Linked DNA regions of Homo sapiens: all the other regions are linked to region 2. A link is a loop called in an ENCODE intact Hi-C map of the cell type or tissue named here. Cell type or tissue: mammary epithelial cell. All regions are shown on one strand. Region 1 holds the start of LOC124905266 (small nucleolar RNA SNORA16B/SNORA16A family). Region 2 has its middle 13 kb from the start of RBBP7. Region 3 overlaps REPS2 (RALBP1 associated Eps domain containing 2).

Evidence for each region. A loop is a pair of places that touch in the nucleus more often than their neighbours do. Peaks named below come from ENCODE experiments on the same cell type or tissue, not always from the same donor. Only the 100,000 strongest peaks of a DNase experiment are listed, where the experiment ranks them.
Region 1: a loop joins it to region 2, with 12 times the contacts of the local background. A loop is called at or near these places in 81 of 110 quality-filtered maps.
Region 3: it touches region 2 in a loop (9-fold over the local background); 8 of 110 quality-filtered maps call a loop at or near these places.

Annotation. Positions count from the first base shown.
Region 1 is chrX:17,043,818-17,048,817 of GRCh38, reverse strand. It overlaps REPS2 (RALBP1 associated Eps domain containing 2), which reads right to left. Exons shown (of 18, transcript NM_004726.3): 6 at 1,336-1,471. LOC124905266 (small nucleolar RNA SNORA16B/SNORA16A family) reads left to right here and starts at 4,307; the gene lies at 4,307-4,438. In mammary epithelial cell, a CTCF peak has its summit at 2,116 (motif pointing right); a DNase peak (open chromatin) is centred at 2,117.
Region 2 is chrX:16,880,646-16,885,645 of GRCh38, reverse strand. No RefSeq gene overlaps it. Among named protein-coding and RNA genes, the nearest start is that of RBBP7, 13 kb to the right of the region's middle. RefSeq lists an enhancer at 3,159-3,208. In mammary epithelial cell, CTCF peaks have their summits at 2,242 (motif pointing left) and 2,627; a DNase peak (open chromatin) is centred at 2,665; H3K4me3 peaks cover 675 bases; H3K27ac peaks cover 557 bases.
Region 3 is chrX:17,080,585-17,085,584 of GRCh38, reverse strand. All of the region lies in intron 13 of REPS2 (RALBP1 associated Eps domain containing 2), which reads right to left. Among named protein-coding and RNA genes, the nearest start is that of REPS2, 140 kb to the right of the region's middle. In mammary epithelial cell, a CTCF peak has its summit at 2,565 (motif pointing right); no DNase peak of the experiment used is centred here.

The DNA of each region.
Region 1 (5,000 bases), 160 kb before region 2:
TATGTGCTAGGCTTTTATACGACTGGTAGCACAGATTTGTTTTTACCAGCATCATCACATTTATGTGAGCACTGCCTTGTGCTACAACATCATGATGGCTACAGCATCACTAGGTGATTAATGGAGCTGGAATTTTTCAGCTCCGTGATACTGTTATGGTACCGCCATCATTGACTGACTGAAACAACCTTATGTGTTAACTGTAGGTAAGAGAAAATCATTGGGGCTATGTGATAGGTACACAGAGGTTTGTTGTATCAGCCAGACTAGTTGTGTCTATATCTGAAATTCTGCAAGATACAAAAGTTAAAAGAAAACAAAAACATTTCTAACAAGTACCTGTTTGTATTTGGCTAAATATCTGCACATGTCGTAAAGAAACTCACCTGAGCACGGGGTAAGGTTAGCAAGTGGTCAAATCGTGCAATATGGGTTTCTGCTTATTTTCCTTAATCATGACGTCAACATTAATTTGTTGTATCTGTACTATTCTGCCGTCAATAAAGCCATTACCACCAATCAGTAAATGATGTTTGCAATTACTTATACAAGTATATTTCAATTATGTGCCTCATTTCACAAGATAAAACTAATCTTTGCCCACACTTCAATATGGCAGGTTACAATTATTAAGGACATATTGTTATTCTTCAAATTTTAAAGTCTAAAAAGAAAGCTTTATGAATTTTTCTTCTAGACTCTACTATTTCACTGTTAGTCTTTCAGCCTGGTAAAATGTAGCCACACTGGCATTAAACCAGTTCCTCTGAGCTTGAATTTTACATGAGAACTCAACAGGAATCTATATATCTGAAGACAACCCAGAAGAACTGACAAGTGGGAAAGCACTGGCCAATTTTCCTCCCCCATTTTAATTTCTCTCAGAAAAACTGGAGGACAAACATTTGAGCCAAAGAAAACGAGCCTGAGTTTGAAGTTTGAAGGCACATATAACATAAAAAGACTTGTGACACCAACTCCTTAGGAGGCCACATTCTGTCCTTGCCCGAGCTCTAATATAACGAGGAAGCAATGAGAGGTGGCCCCTTGGGGCGACACGCTAGCATTTCAAGAACTGCCTCAGCTGATAAGGTGCAGGGTCTGGGCCAAGTTGCCCCCAAATTCCCACTTAAGCCCTTTGAAATGGAAATATAATTTTCCAAACGTCATTGGCAACTTTTCTTCTGCATGGTTTACATCTGATAAGAAATTCGACTTTAGATGAAAAACAAACTGAAATCACAGAAGGCTGCCATACTCATTTTGCGTGAATGATTTCTCAAGATGGTGGCTATGTTCTGGTGAGAGTGATGCCTAGGGAGCCCACATTCTTACCTGAAATGAAAGAGCTTGGGTCTGGCTGAAGGGATCGGAACTGATTGACATAGTACTCGCGCTGTTCTTCTGTTATCCTCCAGGGTTCGTCGGGGTAACTGCTGTTATCCTGTAGTTCCCTCTCCACTGAAAAGGACTGTAAGAATAAATTAAAAAGTAAATGCTCAGAGAACCTGTCTTTAGTGAGAAGTAGAAAAATTAAACACCAATAAAAGTTATCATGTGTTATGCTTAATTTTTTTCCTCAGGTGAAGAAATTTAACTGCCTCATAACTAGAATCTAACTAGAACAGAAACTTAGGGGCAGACATCATGCTTTATGTATTTTTTGTATTCTTCAAAGTTAACAGGACTGAGGCATGAAATACTGAATACTCAGTAAGTGACAAAAAAATTTCTAATTGTAATAAAGGGTTTAAAAAAAGATGATCATTCTTATTTTCCACTATTCCTCACATTTTCATTCTTTCAGATTAGCTGAGTGGATAGTAAAATAATCTGGATTCTTTTTAAATGACAAAAAAGAAACTAGAACAACTATAACCACATCTTTTTTACTGTTGCCGTTACACTGAAATGCTGTATAAATCCAGGAATCAAAAGCTCCAATTCAAATCCCACATTTCCAGCTCCTACTTGAGTGGCAAGTCAGGACCACTGAACCTCTCATTTGGCATTTGTGAATTACAGACAATATTTAGTAACAGAGCTGGGTGGTGAGAACAGCTGTTATGGTACCACAATAAACAGGGTAACAAGGGGTGCATCAGACCTGCCACTAGAGGGCATGCAAGTCAAATTTGAGGATTTAAGAGCCTAGAAAACCAGGGAAGCAGTGCGGGAGAAAACAAAGCTATGGTAGGCATTGGCAGACGAAGGGAAATGTCGATGCTAGGGGGAGGCGTGGGCCTTTGTTCTATCCCTCCCATGAACCCTAAGACTAAAGAGGTACTTGCCAAGGGCCACCTTAACAGGACCAAGAGGTGAACACCAGAAGGATGAGGCTTGGCCGGGTGCAGTGGCTCACGCAAGTAATCCCAGCACTTTGGGAGGCCGAGGCAGGTGGATCACGAGGTCAGGAGTTCAAGACCAGCCTGGCCGACATGATGAAACCCCATCTCTACTAAAAATACAAAAATTAGCTAGGCATGGTGGTGCGTGCCTGTAATCCCAGCTACTCGGGAGGCTAAGGCAAGAGAATCACTTGAACCTGGGAGGCAGAGGTTGAACCTGGGAGGCAGAAGTTGAACCTGGGAGCAGAGGTCGCACCACTGCACTCCAGCCTGGGCAACAGAGTGAGACTCTGTCTCAAAAAAAAAAAAATAAATAAAAATAAATAAAAAAGATGAGGCTTTATGACAAAAGGAGGCTAGGAAAGAAGAGGAGGGTATTGCTGCTAAAGAGCCATCAAGGTGCCTGCTTCTGAACACACTGTCAAGGAGGGAATTAATCATTGGGCGGGCAATTCCACCCACTAACCCTAGAAAAGAAGGCCGGCCATCTCCTCCCATTCCCCACACCCACACACACACACCATTCCAGGAATTAATTCTTCCCAGGAACGCCTGTCTCCCCTCTGACAATGTTCAGAGAAAGGAGACTAGAAAATGTTGAGCTACTGTAAAACCTTGAGATGTCATCTCTGAAGTAAAATATGTATTACTTTGATATCTCACACCTTGGGTTAAGGGTGCTTTCGGAAGGCCAGGACAATGAGATGAAATACTAACTGTAGAATGGATACTTCCAGAAGTGCTGAGTGAGAATGCACCCAGCAAACAGGCTATTCCTCAAAGTCATCTGGGTCCTTTAGTCAGAAGGAAGGTTACATAAAGAGGTTGAGAGCTGTAGGGTTGTTAATCATTTGTAATAAATGTATCATTTTCATACTAGATGAGTTTCTACTAAACGTAAATCAAACCACTCTTAAATGTTCAAGAAGTCATTATCCATTAGTTAATACCTTAAATTTCACAGAGTGTTTTGATATGTACAAAGCATTTCACACACTCCTACTTGTTTGAGCACCTCAAGACTTTGGAGATGTAAGCGGGTATTAATTATTATCCTTTTTCCGAGCTAAGGGAACTTACCCATATCCCTTAGTGAACCCCTGCAGGCAGCAAATAATGACCATCTTTTTTTAATCTCTTATTCAAAGGCAGGATTTTGTATACCGGGATTTTTTTTAACTGGGTTGCATCTATCTGAATTTTTTTCAAAAACCTCTTATTATTATAAAAATAAACAGGCCCAGAGCAGTGGTTCACACGTGTAATCCCAGAACTTTGGGAGGCTGAGGTGGGTGGATCACCTGAGGTCAGGAGTTCAAGACCAACCTAGCCAACATGGTGAAACCCCGTCTCTACTAAAAAAATACAAAAAATTAGCCAGGTGTGGTGGCAGGCGCCTGTAATCCCAGCTACTCGGGAGGCTGAGGCAGGAGAATCACTTGAACCTGGGAGGTGGACGTTGCAGCGAGCCGAGATCGCGCCATTGCACTCCAGCCTGGGCAACAAGAGCGAAACTCCGTCTCAGTAAAAATAAGTAAAGCAAAAAAAATCAAAATCCAGTCCGAGCACTAAACAACCAAACAGACCACACAACCTTCCAAAATACTCCCACCAAATTCCAGAGCCATGCCCTAGCAGCACTTCCTGAATGAGCCCAGATGTCTGACCAGGTTCCATTGGTAGAACATAGGGTGGAGAATGTCAGCTTGAATTGGATTAGATTACCGGCCATGATATAATGTGGAGAACTCACAGGAGCACTGCCCTCCAGGTCAGCCCTGACAGAAAGAGCTGGAGCAAAGGAACCTAAAAGCCAGGCATGGGCAGGAAAGACAAGAACAGACACCTATGAGCCAACGATTTGGTGGCAAAGATGATTCGTGAAGAAGGTGGGATGTGGGTCGGAAGCTCTGTCCCTCCACTTCCCAGTGAACGAAGACACAGAAATATCCATGCTGGGCGGCCCTTATCACAGCTGCAGCTGCTTCCACATAGCTGCTGCGGTCAAAAAGGAGCCCAGAGTCAGTTTCCTTGACCATCACCATTCTGTTTGCTATAAGTGATCTGTAACATTTTGCGAAAATACAGTTCCATTGAAAAAAAAGAAAAAGAGAAGAAATCTCCAAGCTGGATGTTGGGTCTGCTGCATTCCTGAGTCTGACATGGAAGCTGCTGCTCCCCTAGAACACGCCCTTTCCCTCCTGCTCATGAAGCTGCTGCTTAGCTGTCCCTGTCAGCCCATGTGTGCTCTTTCCTCAATGCCATAACCATCTGCTTTCTAGCTCCTCTTGACATCACCTCACTCCAGCGTGGCATTAGTGGCCTCTTAGCAGGCAGGTCTCAGGTCTACTCTAACAACAGAAATCAGGAATGAACAGAAGGGGGTGATTAACTCCTCTGCTTAAAAGCCTGCAGAGATGACCTGCTGCCTAACAGAAAAGTCCACCTCCTCCACCTGGCCTTCAGAAGCCTCGCACCCCAGCCTCCTCTCAGCAGGCTTTCCGACTGCACATGCTCACTCCTCAGGGGTAAGATGTTTGTCTTCTTCCCAGAACACTCTTCCCCTGCTCAAATCCTCCAATGTACCTGCCGTACCCACGGCCATGACAGACGGCACTGCTCGTTCCCATGCTCTGCTGCAAAGGTGGGCCT
Region 2 (5,000 bases):
TACAACCTCTGCTTCCCAGGTTCAGGCGATTCTCCTGTCTCAGCCTCCCGAAAAGCTGGGATCACAGGTGCATGCCACCACACCCGGCAAATCTCTGTATTTTTAGTAGAGATGGGGTTTCTCCATGTTGGCACACCTGGTCTGGAACTCCTGGCCTCAAATGATCTGCCCACCTTGGCCTCCCAAAGTGCTGGGATTACAGGTGTGAGCCACCACACCCAGCCTGCAGTGGAGATTTTTGAGTTTGTGTGTTGCATGGTTACTTGGGCAAGCTCTGATTATAACATATGTAATTTAATATTCTAAATTGGATTTAGAATCACAATAAAAGGTCATTGTCTTTGTTTCTGTTTTAATATATTCAGATATATTAAAATAAATATGAAGATACATATTTTCAATGACGTTATTAAATTACACAGATCATATTTCGTCTAGCTCAAGGTGCCATGATTATAAGATACACCATTATTTTATATATAAAACTAAGAAAAAATATGTTGCCAACTATACTATGACGTATTTCAGATGAACGTTAATTCAGAGATGTTAAAATGTGGGGGAAAAAGAGAATGAGTCTCATAATCAGTGAAATACGAAATAACCTTTGGATCTCTCCTGGGCTAAAAACATTGTTTGAGGAATGAGGAAATTATAGATCCGGAAGAGCAAACCATCTACTTAAGGGGATAGGCCTAGTTAGTGACAGAGTTGGAAATGAAATGCAATTATCTCCCTGCCTTGATCAGAGCTCACAGTGATTAGAGAATTTCATACATCAGAGAGCAATAAGGGGCTAATGTGGAAGTACCTTTTACCTCTGAGAATACAATGTGCTAAAATGTACGGATTGTCCTCTGATAAATCAGAAAATGCTATATAGGACAAAATGACAGCATCTGCTAAAAAGGTCCCCATATCTAGCATTGGTTTCTTTTTTTTTTTTGAGATGGAGTCTCACTCTGCCTTCCAGGCTGGAGTGCAGTGGCGTGATCTCAGCTCACTGCAACCTCCGCCTCCCGGGTTCAAGTGATTCTCCTGCCTCAGCCTCCCCAGAAGCTGGGATTACAGGCACCCGCCACCATGCCCGGCTGATTTCTGGGTTGGTTTTTTTTTTTTTTTTTTTTTTTAGTAGACACAGGGTTTCACCTTGTTGGCCAGGCTGGTCTTGAACTCCTGACCTCAGGTGATCCGCCCACCTCGGCCTCCCAGAGTGCTGGGATTACAGGCATGAGCCACCTTACCCAGCCTAGCATTGGTTTCTATTATAGATTTCCAGTGTCTGTAATAGTGCCTTGCTGAAATATTTATTGGCATATTGTAGGTTCTCAATGAATGTTAGATGCATTTATCTAGCTCAGTGACTTTCTTGATGACTTTGAACCAGTTACTTCATCTCTCTGGGTCTGCTGCATCTTCATGAAATGAGCATACTAATATCCTTCACTGAGGGGCATAGCAAAGGTTAAATGAGATGGGAATGTAAGTCTGCCTGGCACAGAAGCTGGCCAATGGTGGGAACATCAATGTTAGTTTTCTTTACCCTTAAGGTATTGTTGTTAGATTCAAAGTCGTTTAAATGCCAACTTTGTAAAGCCATTCAGAAAAATCAATATTCCTATACAGTCTAATGCTCTTCTCCAATATAGTAACCAGTAGCCATGTGTGGCTATTTAAATTTTTAATTAGCCAGGTGCGGTGGCTCACGCTTGTAATCCCAGTGCTTTGGGAGGCCGAGATGGTTGTGCGAGATCAGCCTGAGAAACATACAGAGACCCTGTCTCTATAAAAAAAATTTAAAATTAGCCATGCACGGCAGCTCAGGCCTGTAGTCCCAGCTACTTGGGAGGCTGAGGTGGGATAATTACTTGAGCCCAGGAGGTTGAGGTTGTAGTGAGCCGTGCTTTCGCCACTGCACTCCAGCCTGGGTGACAGAGCAAGACCCTGTCTCAAAAAATAAAATAAAGTAAAAATAAAAATAAATGTATAGTTAAATGAACTAAAATTAAAATTTAATTTCTTCAGTCATTTTAGCCACATATCCACTTGTGGCTAGTGGCTGACGTGCTGGACAACACAGATATTGGAAATTTCCATCATTGCAGAAAGTTCCATTGGATAGTGCTGCTCTACATTCATGAGAGGACCACAATGCCCCTGTTTTTTTCCTCAACCCAAGCCAGGAGGTCCTAAAACATGTTATACCAAACGTCACTTGATTTGTGCGCCCTCCCGTGGCTAGAGGTGGAAACTGGTCTGCGTTTAGCTGACGAAGCAGCACATTTATAAAAGGGATAGCTTAGTAATCTTCAGTAATCTGACTACTAGAAAGAAAAGAGACATAAAATAGAATATGCATTTTGAATGCTCTAGAGACTACTAAGGAAAATCTGTTTGAGAAGGTTTGATTCCGTAATCCTATTGTTCCTATATCTCGGTATTTCCTGGACTACCTACCCTTGTGGGATAAAGACGTTCTCTGTTTAAACAAAGGATGGTACTATATGGCTGTTTAAAAGTGCGGAGAGACGGGCAGGATTATTCGATGAATGATCCCAGGCGCTCTCTCAGTGGCACCTGGCAACAAACAAGCTGGAACCTGTGGCTCCCCCTGTGGGGACTGGGAGGACTAGACTGAGACTCCACTTCCCACTGGATGAAGGGGACTCCTGTTTCTGGGTGCCGGGCACCTGGCCCTTCCGGGCACTCCCCCACACAGCTGGCACCAGAGCTTAGCCTGCCTGGAGCCTGAGCCCAAGAGTTTATGCCCGACCTACCACCCATGCAAGGCTGTTCTCACGCTTGCGCATTAGAAATGAAGAACCGTGGAGGCGGGGTGGGGCTTCCCGCGAAGCAGTCCCCGCCTGAGTTCTGCGGGTCCCCAAGCACCCTCGCCACAGGATGCACAAAACGTGAGGGACCTGGGCGGCCGCTGACTCTTCTGCCTGGGATTTCAGCCTCACCAGTAACACCCCTGGTGCTGGGGAGGGGCGGGGCGGGGGGACAGCTAAACCTCTTTGTACAGATTTTTTTCTGAAGACATTAATATATTAATATTTCCACACACACACAAAATCAGTAAACACAGAGAAATACAAAGAAAATAAAGATCACTCAAAATCCTGTCACCCAGATAAAATCACTAATACAGCTAAATATACGGTTGTACTACACATAATGGCATTTCCCCCTACACTGGTTTACTTAACTTTAAGAGATATTCAGTGAGCAATGCACGTGGCCAAACAGCAGCTGCCTCCTGAGGTCTGGCACAGCTTCCGGGTCCCTCCCCCACGCAGGACATGCACAGTACAAGAATTGGGTTGAACCTGGTGCAGTTCTTCAACTCAGAACAGCTACCCCTTCAAATGGGCACCTACGTGTGTACACTGTGTTCGGTGCATTGTCCCTGTCTGGGAGCAAGTGCCAAGTCACATCCCTTCTCCTGCAGCTGCAACTCGTCAATCAAGAGTTTCACAAAGAATGTTTTTGGAAACCAGGTACACGCTGACCCGCTAACGTTCCACATTTATCTGAGCCCACTACATTCTGGGGCACAGAGACACATCGTGTTGGCTCTTCTTTTTTAAAAAATTAGCTTTATTGAGATGTAATCACATACTATACAATTCACCCAATTAAAGCATACAAGTGACTAGCTTTTAGTACATTCACAGTCTAATTATAGAACATTTTCATACCTCCTAAAAGAAAGTGGACAAATTAGCAATCACTCCTCATTTTCCCCTAAACCTTCCAACGTTAGGTAATCACTAATCTATTTTGTGTACTTATGGGTTTGTCTATTCTGGCCATTTCATATAAATGGAACCATACGGCCGGGCGAGGTGGCTCACGCCTGTAATCCCAGTACTTTGGGAGGCCAAGGTGGGCGGATCACCTGAGGTCAGGAGTTCAAGACCATCCTGACCAACATGGTGAAACTCTACTAAAAATACAAAAAAAAAAAAAAAATTAGCTGGGCATGGTGGCACACGTCTGTAAAACCAGCTACATGGGAGGCTGAGGCAGGAGTATTGCTTAAACCTGGGAGGCGGAGGTTGCAGTGAGCCGAGATCGCGCCACTGCACTCCAGCCTGGGTGACAGAGCGAGACTCCATCTCATAAATAAATAAATAAATAAATAAAGGAACCATACAATATGTTTTTTTTGTGTGTCTGGCTTCTTTCATTTAGTATGATGTTTTCAAGGTTTATCCATGTTGTAGCATGTATCAGGACTTCATTTCTTTTTATTGCCAAGCAATATTTCATTGTATAGACACAATGCATTTTATTTACCCATTTGTCAGTTGGTGGAATCCCATTAATATATATGTGTATCCTTACACCAGTACCACACTGTCTTGATCACTGTAGCATGTAGTAAGTCTTGATCTAGGGAAGTGTGAGTCCTCCAGCTTTGTTCAAGATTGTTTTGGCTTTTCCAGATGCCTTGACTTTTCATATGAATTTGAGGATCAGCTTATCAATTTCTGCAAAGAATTTAACTGAGTTAGGGATTGCGTTAAATCTGTAGATCACTTATACTGTTTTATAACCTGCTTGTTTTTCAGTCAAATATATTGTGGACATCTTTCCATTTCAGTATTTACAGATTTCATCTTCTTTCTTATGTAATAATTTAACAAATATTTATTAAACAATTACAAGACACAAGGTAGTCTGGTTTCCTAGGTAGAAAGCTTCTTTTTTTCTGGGTGTACATGTACCAAAAAGATTACTTACAGCTTTGCAAAATGAGTTAAATATAGATATAGCCTTTTAGCTAGACTAGGGTTTCTTGGTCTCAGCATTATTGATATTTGGGGATTATTCTTTGTTGTGGGGGGCTGTCTTCTACATTGGAAGATGTTTAGCAGCATTCCTGGCCTCTACCCACTAGATGCCAGAAGCATCCCCCTCTCCCAGTTATGACAACCAAAAATGTGTCCAGACATTGGCAAATGTCCCCTGGGAGGCAAAATTACCCCTGGTTG
Region 3 (5,000 bases), 200 kb before region 2:
AAATGCAAGACTTGTATACTGAAACATTGTTGAAAGACACTTAAAGATCTAAATAAATGGAAAAACATCCTGTGTTCATGCATTGGACAACTTAATGTTATTAAAACCGCAATACTAACCAAACTGATATACAAATTCAATGCAAGCCATACCAAAATCCCAGCTGGCTTTTTTGTTTTTACAGAAATTGACAAGCTGATCATAAATTTCATGTGGAAATGCAAGGGACTCAGAATAACCAAAACAATCCTGAAAAAGAATAAAGCAGGAGGACTCACGCTTCGCAATTTCAAAACTTACTATAAATCTACAATTATCAAGACACTGTGGTACTGGCATAAGGATAGACCTATAGACCAACAGAACAGAACTGAGAGTCCAGAAATAAATCCTTATGTTTATGGTTAATTGATTTTCAACAAAGGTGCCAAGAAAATTAAATGGATAATTAATAGTCTTTTCAACAAATGGTACTGGGACAACTGTATATCCACATGCAGAAAAATGAATTTGGACTCCTAACTCATGCCATATAAAAAAATTAACTCAAAACAGAACGAAGACGTAAATGTAAGACCTAAAACTATAAGACTTTTAGAAGAAAAGAGGAGTGTTTGTGACCTTGAGTTAAGCAATGGTTTTTTAGATATGACAGCAAAAGCACAAGCAACAAAATACATAAATTAGACCTCATCAAAATTAAAATCTTTTATGATTCAAAGGACACCATCAAAAAGATGAAAGGACAACCCACAGAACGAAGGAAAATATTTGTAAATCAAATATCTGTAAAGGAACTTTTATGCAAAATATATAAAGAACATTTACAAATCAACAATAAAAAGACAACCCAATTTTTAAATGAGCAAAGATTCTGAACATTCTCCAAAGACAACATAAATATGACCAATAAGTACATGAAAAGATGTATAACATCATTAGCCATTAGAAAATGCAAATCAAAATCACAATACCACTTCATGCCCACTAGGATGGCTAAAATTAAAAAGGCAATAACAAGTGTTTTGAGGACGTGAAGAAACACAATTGGAATCCTCATAAATTGCTAATGAAATAAATTGGTTTGGCTGCTCTGGAAAATACTTCAATAGCTCCTCAAAATGTTCAACATAGAGTTAGTTACCATATGAACCAGAAATTCCAGCCCTACCTATATACTCAAGAGAAAGAAAAAATATGTTTACACAAAAACTTGGACATGAATGTCTATAGCAGAGTTATTCACAATAGTCAAAAAGTGGAAACAACCCAAATATCCAAAATGTGGTTTATCCATACAATGAAAGATTATTCAGCCATAAAAGGAATGAAGTATTGATTCATGCTACAACATGGATGAACCTTGAGAACATTATACTAAGTGAATGAAGCCAGTCACAAAAGACCACATATTATATGATTCTATTAATACAGAATTCCGGAATGGGCAAATCCATAGAAACAGAAAGTAAGTTAGTGGTTGCCAAGGGATAGAGGAAGAAAAGGGGGGAATGGGAATGATTGCTAATAGGTATGGGGTTTCTTTTGAGGGGGATGAAAATATTCTGAAATTACATAGTGCTGATAGTTATATATAACACTATGAATATACTAAATATCACTGAATTGTGCACTTTAAAAAGGTGAATTTTATAGTATATGGGTTACATCTCAATAACGCTTTCATTTAAAAAAAACAAAAAAACAAAACAAAACAAAAAAACTGCCCAGACTGCCAAATTGAACCCTTGGATAGCTGTGCACTGTGGGCCCAAAGGTTTGGGGTGGGTCAGGAATCCCATAGTCCTACCAGATTTTAAAAGAAACAAGTAGCACTCACAGGAAAAATACAGTAAGGAAATATATAAGGTCAGAGCTGCTTTTGTGGCCAAATTCATCTTTTAGAGAACCTGAAAGGTAAGTTTGGTATTAGGAACATCTCTTACTCCCAAGGAGTTTACCTACTTCTTAAGTTACAGAAACAAATATTCATTTATAGAAAACCGAGGAAAGACTTCTCAATTCGCCACTCAATAAACACAGCCACTTCCAAGTTAAGACAGAGCCCTTACCATGACGTTTTACCCAACTATACATCTCACAATGTAATCTTTGGGAGGTCCTCCAGAACTACTCCTCAGTGTTGGAAAGGCACTGAAATGGAATCTGAAGAACGCATCAGAGCTTAAAAGAGTGCTCGGGGCTGGGCGCAGTGGCTCATGCCTGTAATCCCAGCACTTTGGGAGGCTGAGGCGGGTGGATCATGAGGTCAGGAGATTGAGACCATCCTGGCTAACACGGTGAAACCCCGTCTCTACTAAAAATACAAAAAATTAGCAGGGCGTGGTGGCAGGTGCCTGTAGTCCCCAGCTATTTGGGAGGCCGAGGCAGGAGAATGGGCATGAACCCGGGAGACGGAGCTTGCAGTGAGCTGAGATCACGCCACTGCACTCCAGCCTGGGTGACAGAACGAGACTTCATCTCAAAAAAAAAAAAAAAAAAAAAAAGTGCTCGGAACATTTCTGTCATTTCAGCTGCATTCCAGGAGGTGGTAGCAGATGGTCATAAAGATACCCTGAATACAGAATCGTAGGGAAGATTGAGATAGGTAACCTCAGGCAGGAAAGACATCTCTGGTACTTTCAGATACCATCATTGCAGCTAAAGAGTGAAAAGCAAATTTTTTATAATAGGTGACATCTGTACATGAGCCAAAATTAAAAAGATACAAATAGGCATTCAACAGAAAGTAAGCTTGTTTCCCAGTCCTGTCCTCAGTCATACTGTTCCCCTTGCCCAGAAGCAACTATCATTACCAGTTTCTTTAGCATCATCCTGAAATTGTCTACACATTTATAAACATACACATTCTGCATCATACTTTTGTCACTTAATTTATCCGAGATAGCTCTCCATGTAGTATACGTGCCTGTTCTTTTTAACAGCTTCATACAATTCCATAGGATGGATGTACCATAGTCTCTTAACCATGGAATGAGTTGTTATTATCAGTATATCTAAAGCAGAGATAGGAAATTAGCTACCCATGGACAGACACTAGCCCTGGATGTGTTCTGTTCAGCCATCACAATGGTTTTAATGTGTGAATCTCAATGTATTTGGCCATATGGGATGTGGTTTTAAAAAAAAACAACTGACCATCAACATCCCCTTCTCCTTTTTTGCAGTAAGAAACGTATTTCTGGGAAATGGCTGCCCTGCCAAGGACTACATTTCCCAGCTGCCTGGCAACTAGGTCTATCCATGGGCCTAGGTCCCCCAGCTAGATTTGAGTGGAAATGATGAAAATGCCCGGTCTGAAACTTTAAAGGAATGGCTATGTCTCCTCCACACCATCTCTGCCCCTTCTGCCAGGCAGATGCTCAATGACTGGAACAAGGCAGAGCTAAGGCTTTTTACTGTCACCATGGAAACCTCAGGCTACAAACCTCAGGCATGGCTTTGAGAAGAGGCAGGTCTGAATCAAGAGTAGAAGAGAGGGGTAGTTCTTACTGACTCCGTGGACAGAAGAAACCCCTTTTTATGAAAAAAAAATTACCTCATGAAAATAACTGTTTCATTGAGGAAAAGGAGGTTAGGTACCAGCTTAGTGTGATTTTTCTTACAGGAATCTCAGTAATAAAAGATGTTTCATAGCTATAAATATAGAGACATAAAATCCAAACATCACTGAGCAAATTCCAGGTCTGACTGCCTCTAGGTTTTGCATACTTGCATTGTCACTGACTTAGACTTTCTTGCACATTTTTGCTATCTCTCAAACACAGCAGCTGTGTGGGACTGTGAGGCAATGGCTCCAAGAACTGGGTCAGCTATTACAAATGGTGATCTCCCTGTTACACACAGCGATCATAGTGTATCCGCTTCTCCTTATGAAAACACATGCCTCGGGTCTGATGCCAGTACCTAGAGAGCCCTGGAATCATCTAGGCTACTATAAATCACACATTCACACTCTCTTTACAGACACCAAAGTTGAAGCCAACTGTTCTATATTTCCAAAGTTGGCCTTATTCATTTTTATAGATTTACATTCTAAATCAGCCCTTTGTTCTTTTTCCCCATATCATGTTACCTATTTTCATAAATGTAAAGGCATTAATGCCACCTACTTCTAAGCTATTCCTTTAAATGCTGCTTGAATCCTACACCAAGAGTCTGTGGACTCTCCTTCCATTGGTTCTACAATTTTTTATTCTATTTCCTGCTTATTCCTTTGGATAAACATCATCACTCCTATGTAACAACCATCCCATCTTTCCCTTCATTTTCCTTTCATTTTTCTTTGCATCTTCTCTCCATCCTATTTCCTTTCCACACTATCACTCCACTTTAAGCCACTCTGTATCAGCACCTTAGCTTCAATCACTGCTTTTCACAATCCTGAGTCTCATTTTATTAAACAAGGGCTTCATTTTATCTTTCCCTTTCAACTCAAGTCCACATCTTGCTTCATCTCACATTATTTTCCCCTCTTTTCTTTACCTTTCCTTATTCTTCTATTGTCATAAACAGGGTGACCCAGGCAGTCTGTCTTAAGTGATAAAGTTGGCAGAAGGAGGGGATATGGGGGGCGGGGCTGGAGGGACAAGGAACAGCACAGCAGCAGGTGAGGTAGGCTTCCCCATGGCCACCCTCACATTCCCAAGTGCCTGACAGGAGGGAGGTCCAGAACGTAGGCAAAATGAAGAAGAAAGAAGTGGTCCCCGTGGTTAGGCAAAGAGAGATGTAGCAACAGAAGCTGGCCAAGCCTTCTGAGCAGGCAAATCATAAGAGAAGGAATATTTATGGCCAATAACAATACAAAAAGATTCTCAGCCTCACTAGGAATCAGGGACATGAAACTGCCTATTACACAGGTAATGATTAAAAAGATGAACATGAAGCAGTGTTGGCAAGATTGTGAGGAAACACTTTCAGACAGTGTTGATGATGGAGCAAGTTGACAGGTGTTCCACCTCACCCTTTGGCAACATATA